2 separate regions of the Homo sapiens genome follow, and region 2 is linked to region 1. Evidence: read pairs that join two places in POLR2A ChIA-PET (ENCODE). Cell type or tissue: A673. All regions are shown on one strand. Links, peaks and the distances in the headings refer to the core of each region. The heading gives the core; the rest is flanking DNA. Region 1 overlaps NFAM1 (NFAT activating protein with ITAM motif 1). Region 2 overlaps TCF20 (transcription factor 20).

Region 1 (10,538 bases), core at 2,158-6,157:
TGGGATCCCTCCCAGAGATCTCCTTCTTTGCTTTCTGGATCCAGCTCCCATGTACCCAGCTCAGAGAGGCCCTCTCTGACACCATGGCTTTCTTCCCTGACACCTCTTTTGCCTCTGCCCTCGTCATCTGTAGGTCCCCTGAGCTTACTCCATCTCTTCGTCAAGGCCAGCTGTGTGAGGCCGGGTGCCTCTCGGCCTGTTCCCTGCCCAAGCCCCAGCCTCTAGCACAGGTCCCCTGACATAGTAGGCCCTCAATAAACATTTGCTGAAGGGCTTACCATTTATAGGGCCCTTTCACACCTGTCATTAAATTCATTCATTCAGGCTGGGTACAGTGGCTCACGCCTATAATCCCAGCACTTTGGGAGGCTCAGGTTGGCTGATCACCTGAGGTCGGGAGTTCAAGACCAGCCTGGCCAACATGGCAAACCCCCACCTGTACTAAAAATACAAATTAGCCGAGAGGCGGAGGTTGCAATGAGCCGAGATTGCACCACTGCACTCCAGCCTGGGCGACAGAGCTGAGCACCTACTATGTGTCAGGCCCTGTACAGAGGCTGGGAACACAGCAAGCTAAACTCTTAGCTGGGGAGATCAGCTGTTATGCTGTCATGACCTGTTCAGGAAGAAAGGAAGTAGAAATCAGCAGGGGGCTTAAAAGCACAGAGTTGGGCCTTCGTTCAGTTCCAGCTCTGCCACTTACCAACCTCTGCGAGCTTGAGCTGGGTGCTCCAGGCTTCGGTTTCCCCAGTGGGGATGCCAAACAGAGGAGCTGTGTCATGGGGTTGTAGAAGGCACAGAGGGGGCCGGGCGTGGTGGCTCACGACTATAATCCCAACACTTTGGGAGTCCGAGGTGGGTGGTCACAAGGTCAGGAGTTCAAGATCAGCCTGGCCAAGATGGTGAAACCCTGTCTCTACTAAAAATACAAAAAAAAAATTAGCCGGGCATGGTGGTAGGCTCCTGTAATCCCAGTTACTCGGGAGGCTGAGGCAGAGAATTGCTTAAACCTGGGAGGCGGAGGATGCAGTGAGCCTGGATTGCGCTACTGCACTCCAGCCTGGGTGACAGAGCAAAACTCCATCTCAAAAAAAAAAAAAAAAAAAAAAGAAGGCACAGAGGGACCGGTGTGGGTCTGAGGCGCTTTGAGTACCAGGAGAGGTCTCTCTCTTGAGAAGGCAGCAATCGCCATGATTCCTGCCATGAGAGTAGGTTTGGGGGCTCCTGCCTGACTTGAGGGGTCAAAGTGGTGTTCCCAGAGCAGGCGCTCCCTGCGGCTGGCCCGTCCTCATCCTCATCCTCTCATGGCATTGGGCACAGCAGGCCTCCCGCCTCACAGCACACTCCGCCTCTTGGTACCAGGACAACATGCCCTCCTTGTTCTGTCCCACCCCATAGGCAGCTTTGCTGGGTCACCCCCCTCTTGGTGACCTCTAAATTCTGGCACATCCCGGGCCCCTTCCTCCGAGCCCTTCCGCGCTCTGTGTGTGCTCCTGCAGCAAAGTTTCTGCTCTGCGGGTGGCATTCCCTGTCCACAGATGCTGCTGCTCAGACCCCTCCCCAAGCTCCAGACCATGGTCCACAGCCCCACGTGGGGGCCTGAGGGTGCCGCCACCTCATGCGTCCAGAGCAGTGCTCAGTCCCCGAGTCCTCTGCGTCCCAGCACACGTGCTCCAGATGCTCAGGCCCAAGCCTTGGAGTTGTGCTCGGCTCTTCTCTCTCCCCACATCCATCCCTCAGCAAGCCCTGCACTCAGTCTGTCCCGGATCCAGCCCCTTCCCCGGGGCTTCCTAGGCGTCCCAGGCTGGGCTCCATCACCCTCTCCTGGAATATAGGTCTCTGCTGCCACACCCTGGCTTCTGTCACAACCTGGCGTCTGTCTTTATGCTGTCTGTCCTGCCATAGCATAGCCCCTGTAGGCGGGGGACTTAGTGTCCCCAGCACCTGGGGGAGCCTGGCACGCAGTGCATGCTTGTGGAAGGAATGACAGGATAAATGCATGCGAGGACCTGGAAGATAAGGCAGAAGTGGCCAGGATGTGAGGTGGGCAAGGCCACATTATTGCTCCCATTTTACAGAGCAGGAAGCTGAGGCCCAACAGGCTTCCTGAGCTGCTGATGGCAGCACCCCTGGTGTGCACAGCTGGATCTCAGCCCAGGCCTGGTGACTCCCTGTCCCACCACCATCTACTAGGGAGGGGAGACTTGGACCACAGAGAGCTGGGCGTGTTGGGAGAAGCCACACTCGTGATTCATCTGAAAATCACAGTTGAAAGGCAAATGTTGGCCCCGAGGACAGAGCGCTCAGTGGGCAGGGATGGGCAGGGAGCAAAGCAGCCCCACCCCCATAATGTAATGTGAGTTTTCAAGAAGGCTCCCTCCCTCCTCCACGGGACCCCTTGCCCCGGCCCAGCCTCCCCAGCACCCCCAGGAGGCCTCTCTCCTGGAGATCCTGCCTCCTCCCCTTGCCAGCCCCAACCTACAGTCCACCCCGCATCTGTGGCAGCAGAGGGAGGTTTATACAATGCAACTGCAGCCACTTCCCTGGTGGCCCCCACTGCCCTTCGGGTAGACACCATGGCATTTGGCCTTTCGTGGCCCCACCCGTGCCAGCCTGTGGCTCATCTCCTCCTTTCTGTCTAACTGTCCATTCTTCTGTGCATCCATGACACTCCTGCCCCCGAGCTGTTCGCAATGTCTAAGATACCTTCTTAGACTGGGAGAGCTTTGAAGTTCCTCCCGTGTCTTCAGAAGACAGCGCAAGATGGCCCTGAGACGTCTGCTTCAGTCCCCTGCAGACTTGGGGCCCCTTCTTGGGATCCCCAGTGGCACTCACTTCTCTGGCAACCCCATCAGTCTCACTGACAGAGCCTCGAGGCCAGGCGTGGGTCTTGTTCACCACAGGGTCTTCCATGCCCAGCCCAGGCCCAGCGCGTAGGAGGGCCAGGGAGGGACACCAAGAGCTAACTGAGCTCCAGGGACCTTGCTTTCCAGCCCCGGCAGGTCCAAAGAGCTGAGCCCAGGTCAGCCTCGCGGGAGACCCACTGCCCATGAGCTCACATCCTCAGCCCTGGTGGTGTCCAGGTCGGCCAGCTCAGCGAAGAGACAGACACTAGGTCCCCAGCTGCCTTGACAAGAGGAGGCACTGAGGTGCACTGGGGCAGACCACTACCTCTGACTGTGACGGTGCCCTCAAGAAGCAGGTGGTGCAGGGGAGGCAGCCCTGGATTTGAGGACACACATCTGGGTTTGATCCAAGGACAGCCTTTTACCAGCTGGACAAGCCTCAGCTTCCCCCTCCTGTTTTTGTTTTGTTTTGTTTTTGAGATAGAGTCTCACTCTTTTTGCCCAGGCTGGAGTGCAATGGTGCAATCTCAGCTCACTGCAACCTCCACCTCCCAGGTTCAAGCAATTCTCTGCCTCAGCCTCCCGAGTAGCTGGGACTACAGGTGCTCACCACCACACATGGCTAATTTTTGTATTTTTAGTAGAGATGGGGTTTCACTATGTTGGCCAGGCTGGTCTCGAACTCCCGACCTCAAGTGATCCACCCACCTTGGCTTCCCAAAGTGCTAGTATTACAGACATGAACCACTGCACCTGGCCCCCTGTCTGTTAAACGGGCAATTCCATGCCCACCTCCTCTGGCTGTTATGAGAATTAAATGAAAATAAGGACAAGTCCCAGCAGACTTCGTAAACTGTCAAGTGCTACACAGACGCCAGCACTGCTCTGTGTCTGTGAGGCTCACACGTTCTAACTAAGCAGAGGAGTCAAAACTCCAGCTCCTGTCTCGTCAATATCTTGGTGAAACACAGACCTGGATTCAAATCTTGCCTCTGCCACTTCCTGGCTGCGTGGCCTCGGCAAGTCACCTGCCTTCTCTGAGCCTTCACTCCCTCATGTACAGAACAGAGAGGATGGAAAGATTCACCTGCGGTTTGTGGAGGGCGCGTGAGAGAAGGCAGGTCAGGTGTTGAGAACCCTACCTGGCTCCATGCTCTGAGCCATTATGTGCTGTGACTGGGGGTGGCGCCGGCTTCTGCCTGCGAGTTAAGTAGCTCTCAGCAGCTAATCCCGCAGTAAATGGGCTGGGGTTTGGCAGGAGGCCAGGGTTTTTAATTAGCTTCTGCCCTGAGATGAGGCAGTTGTGGCTCCACTGTCAGCAGTGGCCGTGTGGTGCCTGCAATGAGGGGGGATGTCCAGGCCACCTCCCTCTGCCTCCAGAGGGCTGCCTGTACCGCCTCGTGACTCCCCAGCCTTCACCTTCCCAGCAGGCCCGGCCCAGCCTCCACTGTGACCAGCGGGAGCTTTCTCCAGCACAGCTCTGACCCTGGCGCTCCCACTTCGAGCCCTCAGATGTTTCCTATGCTCTTCATGCAGCCAGCACGGCCACGCCACGCCTGCCCCTCCCAGGCAGGCTCCTCTCTCGGGCCACACACTGACCTTCTCTCTCTCTCTCTTTTTTTCTTTCTTTCTTTTTTTTTTTTTTTTTGAGATGGGATCTCGCTCTGTCTCCCAGGCTGGAGTGCAATGGTGTGATCTCGATTTACTGCAACCTCCGCCCCCTGGGTTCAAGCGATTCTCCTGCCTCACCCTCCCGAGTAGCTGGGATTACAGGCGCCCACAACCATGCCCAGCTAGTTTTTATATTTTTAGTAGAGATGGGGTGTTGCCATGTTGGCCAGGCTGGTCTCAAACTCCTGATCTCAGGTGATCCACCCGACTCGGCCTCCGAGTCCCAAAGTGCTGGGATTACAGGCATGAGCCACCGTGCCTGGCCTATGCTGACCTTCTCCACGTGCCTCCAGACCTCCAGGCCTTGGCACCTGCTGTTCCCTCTACCTGAGGCTCCCTCCTCCCTCTTTTGCTAAATGAACTTCTTGCCCTCAGGATTTCACCTTCAATATCGCTTCTGCCCAGTGGGGCATTGGTTTCCTCCTCATGTGCCAGAGGCTCTGTGCCTGGCAATCAACCCACATACCATGTTTCGGCAAAACCACTGGTTCATCCTCCATCTCTTCACTGGTCCCTAAACTCCAGGAGGGTAGGGACGGTGCCCACCTCCTCACACTGCCTGGCTTGCCAGTGCTATCAAGTGTGTGTTGGTTGAGCAAGGGCCTTCTAAGCAGCACCTCCTAAGCACCAGGCACCTACTCCTTGTGCCCTCATTGTAACTTTGCATCAGTCTCACAAAAGAGGGTTATTGCTGAAGAAACCAAGACCCATGGCCGGGTGCAGTGGCTCACACCTGTAATCCCAGCATTTTGGGACGCCAAGGCGGTGGATCACCTGAGGTCAGGAGTTCGAGACCAGCCTGTCCAACATGGTGACACCTCATCTCTACTAAAAATACAAAATTAGCCGGGCGTGGTGGCACACATGCCCGTAGTCCCAGCTGCTCAGGAGGCTGAGGCGGGAGAATCGCTTGAACCCGGGAGGCAGAGGTTGCAGTAAGCTGAGATTGCACCATTGCACCCCAGCCTGGGCAACAGAGTGAGACTCCATCTCAAATAATAATAATAATAATAATAATAATAATAATAATAATAATAATAAATAAAACCAAGGCCCAGAGGGGAACTGGCTCGCTCGAGGCCAGAGCCAGTGACAGCAGAGGAAGACTGGACACTGGACCTGGCTGGCACCACTAGGGGCCCACCCATGGCTGCTGGCTCGGTCCCTGGGGCCCTGCCCCACTGGCACTGGTCCCAGTAGCTTGGGTCCCTACCAGCCAGGTGCTCTGTCCAGGGACATCACCTCGTGTGGGCCTTTTCCATTTCCTGTGTCTCCAGGTGCAGGAATGGCTTGATGCAGGTCTTGTAGGCATTTGCCATGTTTCCCTGGAGAGGGTGAGTGGGAGGGACTGAGTGATGAATCTCTGTGTGACCTCATGACAATCTGCCATCCTTTCCCCTGGGGGGTCTGTGCGGGGAGGAAGACGAGAGCCACTCATCCCTGGCCCTGACTCCTTTCTCCCTACAGAAGCGGATGCGGGGTCCAGGGAAGGACCCCACCAGGAAGTGCCCAGATCCAAGATCTGCCAGCAGCCCCAAGCAGCATCCTTCAGAATCTGTCTACACAGTGAGTCCCGGGGCCCCCGGCTCCCTCCACCTCTTTCAGGCCTTAGGCAGAGTCTGTCTTGTACCAGGGTCTGTCTGGCTCAGTCTTGTACCAGCTGTGTGGACTCTCCTAGCCTCAAGTTCCTCATCTATAAAATGGGGATAACAATTCTTACCTCATGGAATTTCTCTGAAGCTGAAAAGAGATGACACGTGCAGGGCTCCTGGAAGGCATACGAATGTCAGGTGCCCCCCATGCCCTGTTCCCCTCCTTGGCATGGATCCTCATTCTGGGACAAGGGGTAGTGACGGCACAAGTTGGCGAAGAATGAAGAAAGCTCCTTCATCTGACCAAACAGCTCTTACCACTTCCTCCTGTTTTTATTGTATAAACAACAAAAATCACAAAAAGAGGAAGAGGTCAGGCGCCATCCCACGCCCTTAACACATCAGTGATTTGTAATGATTTGCTCTCTCCCCTCCTGGCACATGCAGATATTATCTTACATGGTCACAATCACAGCGCAGACATGCGTTGGGACCCTGTTTGTTCCACTCTCTGCTGTGTTGTAGGCATTTTCTGAAACAATTTTCCTGGAGATGTGGGTGCATCTCCAGGAAGTGGAAGGTGGGTGCAGCGTAGGGGCCGAGGAGGCCAGGCTGCCCCAGCCTGGCCAGCCAGCCAGCATGCAGCCCTCTGCCCAGCGGCTGGGGCCGGGGAGGGCTGGGAACACTCTTTTTGCTACGTTCCTTTCGGCTCCACGAACAACATATGCTCCAAGTAGAGCAAGGGAAGAAGAAATGCCACCCAGTGCCAGCTGGGGTCCCCATCTCGTGAGATCTGGCACCGCCAGGTGGGCTCCCCACTCCACGCCTGGAAGGCACACAGCCCTTCTGGGGCCCTGCAGGTTCCCAGGTGCACGCTCCCCAGGTGCACGCCCCCCAGGTGCACGCCCCCTGGCTGCGATGGTGCTTGGGTTCTGCTCGTACGTGCTGTCGTTTCTGTTCCCACAACATTGACTCACCCTAATAACGCCACAGAACACCACACAGAGGACGCCCAGGATACAGCCTTGTCTGCTGAGGATGGGGCGGGTGGCAGCGAGGCCAAGGAAATGTCCCTGTGGGGCAGTGCCAACAGTTCCAAGTGGAATGTGATGGTTCTCAAAGGGCTTTCAGCTTCCCCATCCTGGGGAGTTTCTGTCAGCCACGGTTTTGCACGTGGCCGGAGACTTCCTCATACTCTCTCCTGTCTCCCAGCATCTCATAGTGGTATTTTCCCTACCAGGGATTCTGGTGTCAACTGTTAGATGAAAATATTTCTCTCTCTCCCTCTCACTCTCACTTTCCCTCTCCCCCAGCATACACATATGTGAGATATATATATATATATATAAAAGAAGAAAATAACCAGCATCCTAATCCCATCTTCTTCCAGGATAAATACTAAGAACATTGACTAATATATTTTCCAGTATTTTTTCTATAAATATATACAAAGAAACCCATACGCACTCACACATACTTCTTTTTTAATTGGAGCAATACAGCTATTTTTTTCATGAACATCTTTCCACGTGAATAAATATCTTTCTATGAGATTATGTTTAACGGAAGAGCTCTTTTGAGCAGAGCTTCTTTTTGCCTGGGTTTCACAGCCTCTAGGATGCAGGCCGACTTCTCTGGAGTGAGGTGAACAGACCTAACTGCCTGCAGAGTTGCAGGCCAGCTTGGAGAGTAGAGGTCATAGAACTTTGCCAAGCCCTTGACATAAGGGTCTACCAACTGGGATTGGGCCTGGGCGGAGAAGAGTGACAGTCACAACGATGATGGTATCAAGAGCCATTTGTTGTGTACCTACTATGTGCCAGGGATCATGGCAGGACTTTACACCTGTTATATTTTATCAATCCTCTTGATAAGGTTTTAGGGTAAAGGTTTTGTCCCCATTTTCACTTTCTTTACTTTTCTTCTTTTCTTTCTTTTTTTTTTTTTTTTGAGCAGAGTCTCGCTCTGTCGCCCAGGCTGGAGTGCAGTGGCACGATCTTGGCTCACTGCAAGCTCTGCCTCCCAGGTTCATGCCATTCTCTTGCCTCAGCCTCCCAAGTAGCTGGGACTACAGGTGCCCGCCACTGCGCCCGGCTAATTTTTTTGTATTTTTAGTAGAGACGGGGTTTCACCATGTTAGCCAGGATGGTCTCGATCTCCTGACCTCGTGGTCCGCCCACCTCAGCCTCCCAAAGTGCTGGGATTACAGGTGTGAGCCACCGCGCCTGGCCTTCCTTTGGATTTTCTACGAACCCAGTCATGTCATCTATGAATAATGCAAGTTTTACTTTTTCCTTTCCAATCCTCATTATTTTATTTTATTTTTATTATTTATATTTATTATTATTTTTTTTTGAGACAGAGTCTTGCTTTTGTCGCCCAGGCTGGAGTGCAACGGTGCAATCTCAGCTCACTTCAACCTCTGTCTCCCCTGTTCAAGCGATTCTCCTGTCTCAGCCTCCTGAGTAGCTGGGATTACAGGAGACCACCACCATACCTGGCTAATTTTTTTGTATTTTTAGTAGAAATGGGGTTTTGCCATGTTGGCCAGGCTGGTCTCGAACTCCTGACTTCAGGTGATCCACCCGCCTCGGCCTCCTAAAGTGCTGGGATTACAGGCGTGAGCCACCACGCTTGGCCTGTTTTATTTTTTTTTTTGAGACAGGGTCTTTCTCTGTCACTCAGGCTGGAGTGCAGTGGTGTGATCTTGGCTTACTTCAACCTCCACCTCCCGGTCTCCAGCTATCTTCCCACCTCAGCCTCCCGGGTGGCTGGGACTATGAGTGTGAGACACTGCACTTGGCTAATTTTTTAATTTTTTGTAGAGACAAGGTCTCACTATATTGCCCAGGCTGGTTTTGAGTTTTTTAATTTTTTGTAGAGACAAGGTCTCACTATATTGCCCAGGCTGGTTTTGAGTTCCTGGGCTCAAGTGATCCTCCCACCTTGGCCTCTCAAAGTGCTGGGATTACAGGCGTGAGCCACCGCACCCGGCCCAATCCTTATACCTTATTTTTTTTCCACTTTATTGCACTGCCTGAGGCCTCTGATACAATGATGGTGAATAGAGGTGGTGATAGCAGGTATCCTTGTCTTGTTTCCCAGTCTCCGGGGAAGGTTTTTTTTAAAATATAGTCTTCCTTCTTTGGGTGGATACTTAAGTAATTTCCTATCTTTCTTCTTTTCTAATTTGTGCACTTACAGTATGAACTTCCCTTTGATATGGCTTTAGCTGCATCCCACAAGTTTTGATATGTCATGTTTTCATTATCTTTCAGTTTAAAATTTCCATTGAGAATTCTTCCTTTCCTCACTGGTTACTTAAATGTGATTTGCTTAATGTAATGTGGTGGCGCACATCTATAATCCCAGCTACTCAGGAGGCTGAGGTAGGAGGATTGCTTGAGCCCAGGAGTCTGAGACAGTCTTGGCAACATAGCAAGACCCCATTAAAATTTTTTTTTAAATTAATAAGGATCAATAAGGACATGGAGGGCTGAGCGCAGTGGCTTACCCCTGTAATCCCAGCACTTTGGGAGGCAGAGGCTGGTGGATCACCTGAGGTGGGGAGTTTGAGACCAGCCTGACCAACATGGAGAAACCCCATCTCTACTAAAAATACAAAAAAATTAGCCGGGCATGGTGGCACATGCCTGTAATCCCAGCTACTCGGGAGGCTGAGGCAGGAGAATTGCTTGAACCCGGGAGGCGGAGGTTGCGGTGAACCAAGATTGCGCCATTGCACTCCAGCCTGGGCAGCAAGAGCGAAACTCCGTCTCAAAAATAAATAAATAAATAAAAATAAGGATATGGAATATTTTATCAACATGATCAACAAACTTGGCCTAATTGACATATATGGAATACTCATTCAACCAGGCATGGTACGTGTTATTTTCAAGTGCACACAGAATATAAACTGAGCCATAAAGCAAGTCTCAAAAAATTCAAAAGGATTAAAAACCATACAGAACATACTCTCTGATCACTGTGGAATTAGGTAAAAATAAAAACACCACATAGCCATCATATAATTAGACATTCAAAACTGTTGAATGAGTACTCTCATTAAGGATTAACAATTGATCCTTACTAATTAAACTTTTTTTTTTTTTTGGCTGGGTGCAGTGGCTCATGCCTGTAATCCCAGCACTTTGGGAAGCTGAGGTGGGCAGATCACGAGGTCAAGAGATCGAGACCATCCTGGCCAACATGCTGAAACCCCGTCTCTACTAAAAATACAAAAAAAAAAAAAATTAGTCAGGCGTGGTGGCGGGCGCCTGTAGTCCCAGATACTCAGGAGGCCGAGGCAGGAGAATCGCTTGAACCTGGGAGGCGGAGGTTGCTGTGAGCTGAGATCATGCCACTGCACTCCAGCCTGGGCCACAGAGCGAGACTCCGACTCAAAAAAATAAAAAATAAAATAAAT
Region 2 (10,538 bases), core at 2,233-6,232, 150 kb after region 1:
GAGGTTGGAGTGAGCTGTGATGGCGCTGTCTGGGCAACAGAGCAAGACTTTGTCTTCAATAAACAAACAGAAAAACCACTTATTTACCTTTTTTAAAGGGGATTTATTTGAGAAACAAAAACATGACAACACTTCATAGGCCACTTAATATAGTTTGGATATGTGTCCCTGCCCAAATCTCATGTTGAATTGTAATCCCCAATATTGGAAGTGGAGGCTGGTAGGAGGTGATTGGATTATGTGGGTGGATTTTTCATGAATGGTTTAGTACCATCCCCTTGATGCTGTCCTCGAGACGGTGAGCGACTTCTCGCGAGATCTGGCTGTTTTAAAAGTGTGGCACCTCACACTCTCTCTTGCTCAGTCCTCATCATGTGATGTGCCTGTTCCCCCTTTGCCTTCTGCCATGATTGGAAGCTTCCTGAGGCCTTCCTGGAAGCAGGTGCCACTATGCCTCCTGTACAGCCTGCAGAACTGTAAGCCAATTAAATCTCTTTTCTTTTAAGTATTCCTTCATAGCAATGCAGGAACAGCCTAGTACACCACTTTACACAATAAAATAGTAACAAATGTATTTTGCAAGTTTAATCACTCAGTATACTAACCGTAGTTGCATGGGTGTTACATTTTGTAACTGTGGTCCTCTGAAATACCATGATGGACAAACTAGGTCTTTTGATGAGGTAGTAAAAACAAGGATGGGTCATCACTGTGTGTGCAGTCTCCTGAAGAGCAGAGATATTGTTGAATTTTATCTTTCACAAAAACAGTATAAAAAAAGGACATCTCATTGAAGGTTCACCTTTTTTTTTTTTTTTTTTTTTTGAGATGGAGTTTCACTGTTGTTGCTGAGGCTGAAGTGCAATGGTGTGGTCTCGGCTCACTGCAACCTTTGTCTCCTGGGTTCAGGCGATTTTCCTGCCTCAGCCTTCCAAGTAGCTGGGATTACAGGCGCCCCGCCACCACGCCTGGCTAATTTTTGTATTATTAATTTTTGTAGAGACAGGATTTCACCGTATTGGCCAGGCTGGCCTCGAACTCCTGACCTTGGGTGATCTGCCCGCCTTGGCCTCACAAGTGCTGGGATTACAGATGTGAGCCACCGTGCCTGGCCAGTTTCAACTTTTTTTAAAGAGACCATAGTCTTCTAGCTATGTTGCCCATGCTGGAGTGCAGTGACTATTCACAGGCATGATCATAGTGCACTTCAGCCTCAAACTCCTGGCCTCAAGTGATCCTCCTACCTCAGCCTCCCTAGTAGCCGGGACTGACTACAGGTGCTCCACCACACCTGGCTTCTACGTTTTGATGAACACAGCCAGAGCTTACACATGAAGTCAGTGTTGTGATAATGCACTTCTGTGGAGTTCAGTTTGCAAAAAAAAAATGCATAGAATTAATTAGAACTCTCCAAAAGTCTCTACACAATTTATATCTCCAGTATTAGAAATGATGTGAAGATAAAATATATAGCATAGCAAATTGGCACTATGTGTGAAGGAGCAGAAATAATACACCATTGAATAATTTGGCAGGGGAGATTTCTTGTATTTTTTGCCTGTATTTTCACTTCTGCGATCTTCAAAGCACTTGCTCCAGTTTTATTTGCAAAGTGGTTGTGATCCACAAATTTTGTAAGTATATACTGTCTATTTGAAAGCCTGATTATTGCCTGGCCGTTGCAATTTCTGCTTTTGCAGCACCAGTGATAATTAGCTTTTAAACTTTTATCTTTCGCCATTAAGTAGCCGTGTACACTTATCAGAGCCTTTTTGCGAGGGAAGAGTTTCACAGATCTCTTCAATTGTGCTGTAAAGAATAAAGTAAGAAGAACTGATACTCAGCTTCCCCAACACCAAATCTGCATTAGTCAGGGTTCCCTAGGGAGACAGAACCAATAGGATATGTGTATAGATATGAGGGAATTTATTAGGGGAATTGGCTCATATGATTAATGGTGGCTGAGAAGTCCCATGACAGATCATCTGCAGGCTTGAGACCCTGGGATGCCAGTAGCATACCTCAGTCCAAATCCAAAGGCCTCAGAACCAGGGAAGCTAATGGTGTTATCTCTCGGTCCAAGGTCAAAAAGCCTCAGAATTCAGGGGGCCACTGGTTAAGTCCTGGAGTCCAAAGGCTGGCAAGCCTGGAGTTCTGATGTCCAAGGCAGCAGAAGAAAAGTCTGTTCTAGCTCTCAGCAATTCACCTTCTGTGTACTCCCTGGGCTCCTGGCTGATTGGATGATACCCACCAACATAGAGGGCTCTCCTTGCCTACTCAGACTCGCACACTAATCTCTGAAAACATCCTCACAGACACACACACAACACAGTGCTTTACCAGGTTTCTAGGTGTTCCTGTCAAGTTGATAGCTAAAATTAAGTCCACAAATCTATCCTCGGCAACTTGGTACCCATAGGCATCTCCTTAAACCATACTTAATTTCCAGATAATGACAATAGCAAGGTCATAGTTCCACCTAGCATGGTGTAACTATTGTGTACAACCAAAACTATGCAAATTCCCTGCCCCAAAATTCGGCTTTTGGGATTTCATCATTTGGGATTTTAATCTTTTGGGGTTGTGGTTTTAAACATTAGGGATTTTTAGACTTTAGTCTTTTGGGATTTTAACATTCAGGATTATGGCATTTGGGATTATGATTGGTACTGATTGCAGACAGTTTTTGCTAAATCTAGTGTTTAGATATAGCAGCAAAATAATTTCTATGTATATTTAATCACTGATGTAGTAAATCAGTAGTTAATATTTACAGATCCCTTACCCAGTACCAGGCACAGTGCACGTTTTATATTCATTATTTAATTCTCTCAGAATAACCCAATAAAGTCAGTATTTTATCTGTAAAACGGGGATAAAGAAACAGACTGAAGAGAGATTCATTCATTTGGAAGAGGTTCCTCAGCCACCAAGTGATAGAGCCAGGGCTGGCATGCAACTCTATGTGGCTTCAAAACCTGTTTCTCCCTTTTAGTGTAAAATGTATACTTTGTAAAAATGTACACCATGTGGCTGCTGCTTTCTCCCCACACTGACAGGCTTTCCCTGCCCACCTGAGCCCAGGCAGCGCCCACATGAGTACGTGCTCTCTCCCTCAGCCCTGTTCTCCCTTCACAGCAATTATCTGACAGTCTTGTCTTGTATCTGTTTCCTTCACAAAATGTAAGCACCATGGGATGGAAACTTTGCCTACTCCATCCCTGTCTGCATCCATGTTTCCTAGAGTAGTGCCTGACACACAGTAGGAGCCAACATATTTGTTGTAAAGGCTATGAACCAGAAGGTTGTATCAGTCTACAATATTCACTTTTTAAGTCACTTCTGTAGAACAGACTATTAATTTTTTCTTTCTAGTTAGTGATTTTAAGTGAGGAAATTGAAGAGAGGTGTCTTGAAGAGATGCGGAGGAACCAGTCAAGTAGGAGACAGGTCAAGGCTTGTGGAAGTAGAGATTGGTAGTGGTTTAAATGAGCATGGTGCTGGACCTGCCTGAGCTCTTGTAGCTTCGTGAATAGTAACCTTTCTTCCCCAGTCCCTGGTCTAGTGTCTTCCCAACTACTGCCAGAAAATCTTCTGAAAGGTAGCTCTTGTCGTATCCTTTTCATTTGTGTACTGAGTTAAATTTAGACACCTTGCCTTGGTCTTCAGGGTTCCATGGTAGGACCCTGCCCTGCCTCTCTAACCACATCTCCTGGTTTCCCCAGTTGTATCCTCTGCTGCAGCTCGGTGTCCCCAGAGGTGCCTTTATTTCCAGGTCTGGGTCCGTGTCCTCTTTTCTGTTCTCCATCTTATCTTTTTTTTTTTTTTTTTTGAGATGGAGTCTCGCTCTATCACCCAGGCTGGAGTGCAGTGGCACCATCTCGGCTCACTGCAAGCTCCGCCTCCCGGGTTCATGCCATTCTCCTGCCTCAGCCTCCTGAGTAGCTGGGATTACAGGCGCCTGCCACCACGCCAAGCAAATTCTTATATTTTTAGTAGAGATGGGATTTCACCATGTTGACCAGGCTGGTCTCTAACTCCTGACCTCAGGTGATCCACCTGCCTCGGCCTCCCAAAGTGCTGGGATCACAGGTATGAGCCACCGCGTGCAGCCTGTTCTCCATCTTTTGAGATAGTTATATTTCAAGGCCTTTCTCAAATGTTACTTTTCTCCATGAAATCTAACATTCCCTTAACTGGATGTTTCCTTCATGACGTTTGTAATTTTCTGGTGCACCTTTAATCTTTGCTTTTTGCTTTTTATTATACCTTTCTTTTTTCCTTTTTTTTTTTTTTTTAATTTTTTGAGACAGAGTCTTGCTCTGTCCCCCAGGCTGGAGTGCAGTGGCGCAATCTCGGCTCACTGCAACCCCTGCTTCCCAGGTTCAAGCAGTTCTCCTGCATCAGCCTCCCAAGTAGCTGGGATTACAGGCACCCGCCACCACGCCTGGCTAATTTTTGTATTTTTGGTAGAGATGGCGTTTCACCATGTTGGCCAGGCTGGTCTCAAACTCCTGACCTCGTGATCTGCCTGCCTCAGCCTCCCAAAATGCTGGGATTACAGGCGTGAGCCACCGTGCCCAGCCTATTATACCTTTCTAAATGTGTTCTTGCCCTCCTTCCCCAGTCCTCCCTGAGGGCAAGATTATGGTATTGGCACTTGCCGTATCCTCTACGGTGCATTGAACACATGAACAAGCAATCATTTTAGAGGTAGAGAAAAACACGTACGAGAAAAAGGCAAACAATGGTATTTAGTTTTGGTGTAGGGAAGACTTGTCCTTTTCCAAGGATTAGTTTTGGTGGTCAGGAAGCTTTTTGAAGCCAGGAGAAACAATGTAGGTAAAGAATTAAGTATATTGAGGCCAGGCCTGGTGACTCATGCCTGTATCCCAGCACTTTGGGAGGCCGAGGCGGATGGGTCACTTGAGGTGAGGTAAAGAGTTTAAGACCAGCCTGGCCAACATGGCGAAACCCTGTCTCTACCAAAAATACGAAAGTTAGCTGGGCGTGGTGGCATGCGCCTGTAACGCCAGCTACACGGAGGCTGAGGTAAGAGAATCACTTGAACCTGGTAGGTGGAGGTTGCAGTGAGCCAAGATCACACCAGTGCACTCCAGCCTGGGTGACAGAGTGAGACTCCATCTCAGAAAAAAAAGAAAAAAGAAAAAGAATTAAGCAAATTGGGTCTAGTATTTTAGAGTAGAAGAAAAGAAACCAAATGGGGAAACGACTGAGAAGCACCATTTTTCAGAGTTTGGGGATGAGTCCTAGTACTTGTCCTCAGGGTGTTCAACAGTATTGTGTGGGAAACAGACAACTAGATCATTGATAATACGTTGTAAAAATTTGACCATAGAGCTGGCTGTGGTGGCTCATGCCTGTAATTCCATCTATTCAGGGGCTGAGGTGGGAGGATTGCTTGAGGCGAGGAGTTGGAGACCAGTCTGGGCAACGTAGTGAGACCTTCTCTCCAAAAAATACATAAATAAAATTTAAAAATAAAATTGGCCATAGAGAGGGAAAGGCGCTAGAAAACATTGGTTAATTCTACCAAAGCTTAGTAAGAGCTAGTGATCTTAGCAAAATTGAGGTCCTGAGCAGGTGGGCAGAAAGGTTGACATCGCGCTGGAGGAAGCTGTCTTAGGGTGAATACATGAATTGTCTTGACCCCCTTAAAAGGGCATTGCAGAAGGTATCACAATATTTTAGGAAGATGATGGTGAAAGGTTAGTTTTTAGTACTAGGACTCAGTTCTTAAGGGAGAAGTAGGTCAGTGTTCAAAGAAACAATATTTAATTTAGTGTTAGAAACCTCCCAGATAGCATCTTGTTCTTCCACGTTTCATGTTTTTGCAGGGCCGAGATGAGTAGCCATGGGAATGAGACAGGAGTAAAGGAGGCTGGACACAGTAGTTGACGCCTACAATGGGATGCTAGGTGGGAGGATCACTTGAACCCAGGTGTTGGAGACCAGCCTGGGCAGCATAGTGAGACCTCGTCTCTACAAAATTAAAAATAGCCGGGCATAGTGGTGCATGCCTGTAGTCCCAGCTACAAAGAGAAAAAAAGGAGTAAGGGAGATAACTAAAGGGGAAGACTATGTAATGAATTACTTGCTCTTGCATGTCCTAGGTTCTTCTCAGTTACACCTTTTTAGAGATTTTTTTTCTTTTTCTTTTTCTCTTCTGAGACAGGATCCGGCTCTGTTGCCCAGGCTGGAGTGCAGTGGCATGATCACGGCTCACTGCAATCTCCGCCTCCCAGGCTGAAGCAAATCTTGTGCCTCAACCACCCCAGTAGCTAGGATTACAGGTGCGCACCACCATGCCCAGCTGATTTTGGTATTTTTTTTTGTAGAGATGGGGTTTCGCCATGTTGTCCAGGCTGGTCTTGAACTCCTGAACTCAAGTGATCCTCCTGCCTCAGCCTCCCAAAGTGTTGGGATTACAGGTGTGAGCCACTGCGCCCAGCCAGATTTTTTTAAATTGATATGAAATTCACGTGACAAAATTAATCATTTTTAAGCGAACACTCGAGTGGCGTTTGCTGCATTCACAATGTGTGCACCCATAACAACCTGTATCTAGTCCCAAAGTAAACCTGCTACCCATTAAGCAGTTACTCCCCTTGCCCTCTTCTGCCAGTCCTTTGCAACCACCGATCTGCTTTCTGTTTTTAGATTTACTTCTTTTGGATATTTCATTAGATGGAATCGTACAATATGTGACCTTTCATGTCTGACTTCTTTCACTTAGCGCGTAGTGTTTTGAGATTTATCTACATTGTATTGTGTATGAGTACTTCATTCCTTTTCATGGCTGAATACATACTCAGTTTTATGTATATACCACAATCTGTTCATCCGTTCATCTGTTGATGGACATTTCGGTTGTTTCCACCTTTTGGCTATTTTGAATAGTGCTGCTATGAACATGTGTGTATATCTATTTGTTTGGATACCTGTTTTCACTTATTTTGAGTATATACCTAGGAATGGAGTTGCTGGATCGTGTAATTCTGTATTCAACTTTTTGAAGAACCACCAGACTTTTTCACAGTGGCTGAATATTTTATATTCCCATGTGTGGCCCAGGCTGGAGGGCAGTGGCATGATCGTGGATCACTACAGGCTTCACTCACTGGGCTCGAGTGATTCTCTTGCTTCAGCCTCCCAAATAGCTGGGATTACAGGTATGTGCCACCATACCTGTCTAATTTTTGTATTTTTATAGACAGGGTCTCACCATGGTTGGCCAGGCTGGTCTCCTAACTCCTGGCTTCAAGTGATCCAGTGTGCCTGGCCCCCACCAGCAATATGTGAGGGTTCCAGTCTCTCCACATCATCACCAACACTTGTAATTTTTTGTTTTCTTTCCTATAGCCATACCTATGGGTATGAAGTGCTGTGTCATTGTGGTTCATTTTTCCTGATACATTAACTTTTTAAGAGAAATGTTAGTAGACTTTATTGCTTAGAGCAGTTTTAGGTTTACAGAAAAAATGAGCAATAAGAGAGTTCCTGTTTACCCTCCCTCAATCCAACCATAGGTTCCACTATTACTAATATCTCATATTAGTGTGGTGCATTTGCTACACTTGATATACAGTATTGATATTTTATTATTAACTCAAGTCCAGTTCATATTTGACCTTTTTTTGTTTGTTTTTGAGAGGGAGTCTTGCTCTGTTGCCCAGGCTGGAGTGCAGTGGTGTGATCTCAGCTCACTGCAACCTCCACCTCCAGGGTTCAAGCGATTCTCCTGCCTCAGCCTTCTGAGTAGCTGGGATTACAGGCACCCACCACCATGCCTGCTAATTTTTATATTTTTAGTAGAGACAGGGTTTCACCGTGTTGGCCAGGCTGGTCTCAAATTTCTGACGTCAAGTGATCAGTCCACCTCAGCCTCCCAAAGTGCTGGGATTACAGGCGTGAGCCATCATGCCTGACTTTTTTTTTTTTTTTTTTTTTTTTTTTTTGAGACAGTGTCTTGCTCTGCCAGCCAGTGCAGTGGTACAATCATAGCTCGCAGTAACCTTGAGCTGCTGGATTCAGGTGAGATTACAGGTGCTAGCCACAGCAACTGACTTGAGTTCATTCTTTGTTGTATATTCTGTGGGTTTGGACAAATGCATAATGTCTTACATCTGCTAATACAGTATTATACAGAATTGTTTCACTATCCCAGGAGTCACCTGTACTCTCTCCGTATTCATCCTTCCCCCTCTTCCCTTGGATCCTTGGTAATCATTGATCTTCCTACTGACTTTACAGTTTGGTGTTTTCCAGAATATTATATAGCTAAAGTCATGTAGCCACTTCAGATTCATGTCTTTCACTTAGCAATAATCATTTAAGGTTCCTGCATGTCTTTTTTCTTTTTTTGAGACAGAGTCTTGCTCTGTCACCCAAGCTGAAGTGCAGTGGTGCGATCTCCACTCACTGCAACCTCTGCCTCCTGGGTTCAAGTGATTCTCCTGCCTCAGTCTCCCGTGTAGCTGGGATTACAGGTGCCCACCACCACCCTTGGCCAAGTTTTGTATTTTTAGTAGAGATGGGGTTTCACCATGTTGGCCAGGCTGGTCTTGAACTCCTGACCTCAGGTGATCCGCGTGCCTCAGCCTCCCAAAGTGCTGGGATTATAGGTGTGAGCCACCTCGCCTGGCCGGGTAGAGAGATCTTCACAGTTGAAAATACCTCTTCTAAATCCTTGACTTTGAGCTCCTCACGTGCTGAGAGTGTTGTAAGTTCGTCTATATAGTATACCCTATGATAACCCCTAATATGACCACAATAGATATTTAATTGTGGTGGTACTATACTTACAGAACAGGTTCATGTTATTTTTGGAAGACATTCTAGATAATAGAGACCATCTGTTTTGTATTCACCAAGATTCTTGATTCTTTGGTGATATCTCTTATTTGTTCTGGAAAATTCCCAATACTTCTCCTCACTTACTGCCTTGCCTCCATTCCCTTCTCATTCTAAGAGTCCACCCATACAGGGATACATTCAACCTTGTAGTCACCCTTTCTTTTCTGTTTTTTTTTTTTTTTTTTTTTTTTTGAGGCGAAGTCTCGCTCTGTCGCCCAGGCTGGAGTGCGGTGGTGCGATTTCGGCTCACTGCAACCTCCGCCTCCTGGGTTCAAGTGATTCTTCTGCCTCGGCCTCCCGAGTAGCTGGGACTTACAGGCACTTATTACCACGCCTGGCTAATTTTTTGTATTTTTAGTAGACACGGGGTTTCACTGTGTTAGCCAGGATGGTCTCGATCTCCTGACTTCCTGATCTGCCCGCCTAAGCCTCCTAAAGTGCTGGGATTAAATGGCATCCATTACAAGTGTTTTTTTTCTTTTCTATTTTTCATTCTGGGTAGATTACTTTGACCTGTTTTCAGTTAATCAGTCTTCTCTTTGACTAATCTGCGTTTTTTTGAGACAAGAGTCTCACTCTTTCGCCCAGGCTGGGGTGCAGTGCAGTGGCACGATCTTGGCTCTCACTGCACCCTCTGCCTCCTGGGTTCAAGCAGTTCTTGTGCCTTAACCTCTCGAGTAGCTGGGACCACAGGTGTGTGCCCCTACACCTGGCCAATTTTTGTACTTTTAGTAGAGATGGAGTTTCACCATGATGGCCAAGCTGGTCTTCAACTCCTGGCCTCAAGTGAGCCACCTGCCCCAGCCTCCCAAAGTGCTGGAATTACAAGTATGAGCCACCGCGCCAGCCGATTAATCTGCTTTTAATTTAATAACTCAATGGATAGTTCTTACCAATATCTTACTGTATTTTTCAGTTGTGATTCTTTTCAAGTCTGCTACATTGTTTTTTATGGATTCCTGTTCCCTGCTAAATTTTTCAAACTTCGCTTTTATTTCCTAGAACATACTAAATATAATTCTTTTATAGTCTCCTGATATCTCCAGTATTTGGAGTTCCTTTGGATCTATAACTGCCTCTCATGGTTCTTACTCATGGTACTTTGTTCATATGTTTGTGTGCTGGACATGGTATTTGAAAAATTGTTTATAGAAATAATTAGAGGCTTTGGGTGTGATGTCTTTTTCCAGGTGACTGACGGCACTAGCCAACGAGGATCATTTTAATACAAGTTGAAGCCCAGGCGCGCTGGCTAAGGCCTGTAATCCCAGAGCACTTTGGGAGACTGAGGCAGGCAGATCAGCTGAGGTCAGGAGTTCGAGACCAGCCTGGCCAACATGGTGAAACCCCCTCCTTACTAAAAATACAGAAATTAGCCGGGCGTGATGGCGGGTGCTTGTAATCCCAGCTACTTGGGAGGCTGAGGCAGGAGAGTCGTATGAACCCGGGAGGCGGAGGTCGCAGTGAACTGAGATGGCGCCACTGCACTCCAGCCTGGGGGGGACAGAGCAAGACTCTGTCTCAGAAAAAAAAAAAAGTTGAAGATTTGAGTTTTTTATGGACTATCCAGATGGTTTGAAGCTGAGTCCATGGGAGGGCTTATTTACTTCTACTTCAGTCTTACTCCTAGGATGCAGCCCTATGGGGCCTCAGTTCACAGG

The links. Peaks named below come from ENCODE experiments on the same cell type or tissue, not always from the same donor. Only the 100,000 strongest peaks of a DNase experiment are listed, where the experiment ranks them.
Region 2: POLR2A ChIA-PET joins it to region 1 with 6 read pairs; 2 of 35 experiments call an interaction of 5 or more read pairs at or near these places.

The regions. Positions count from the first base shown.
Region 1 is chr22:42,393,403-42,403,940 of GRCh38, reverse strand. NFAM1 (NFAT activating protein with ITAM motif 1) reads left to right here. Exons shown (of 6, transcript NM_145912.8): 4 at 5,985-6,083. Among named protein-coding and RNA genes, the nearest start is that of LINC01315, 29 kb to the right of the region's middle. RefSeq lists a silencer at 6,824-7,118. In A673, for the core only: no CTCF peak of the experiment used is centred there; a DNase peak (open chromatin) is centred at 4,080.
Region 2 is chr22:42,240,734-42,251,271 of GRCh38, reverse strand. The region is part of intron 1 of TCF20 (transcription factor 20); the gene reads left to right. Among named protein-coding and RNA genes, the nearest start is that of TCF20, 25 kb to the left of the region's middle. In A673, for the core only: no CTCF peak of the experiment used is centred there; no DNase peak of the experiment used is centred there.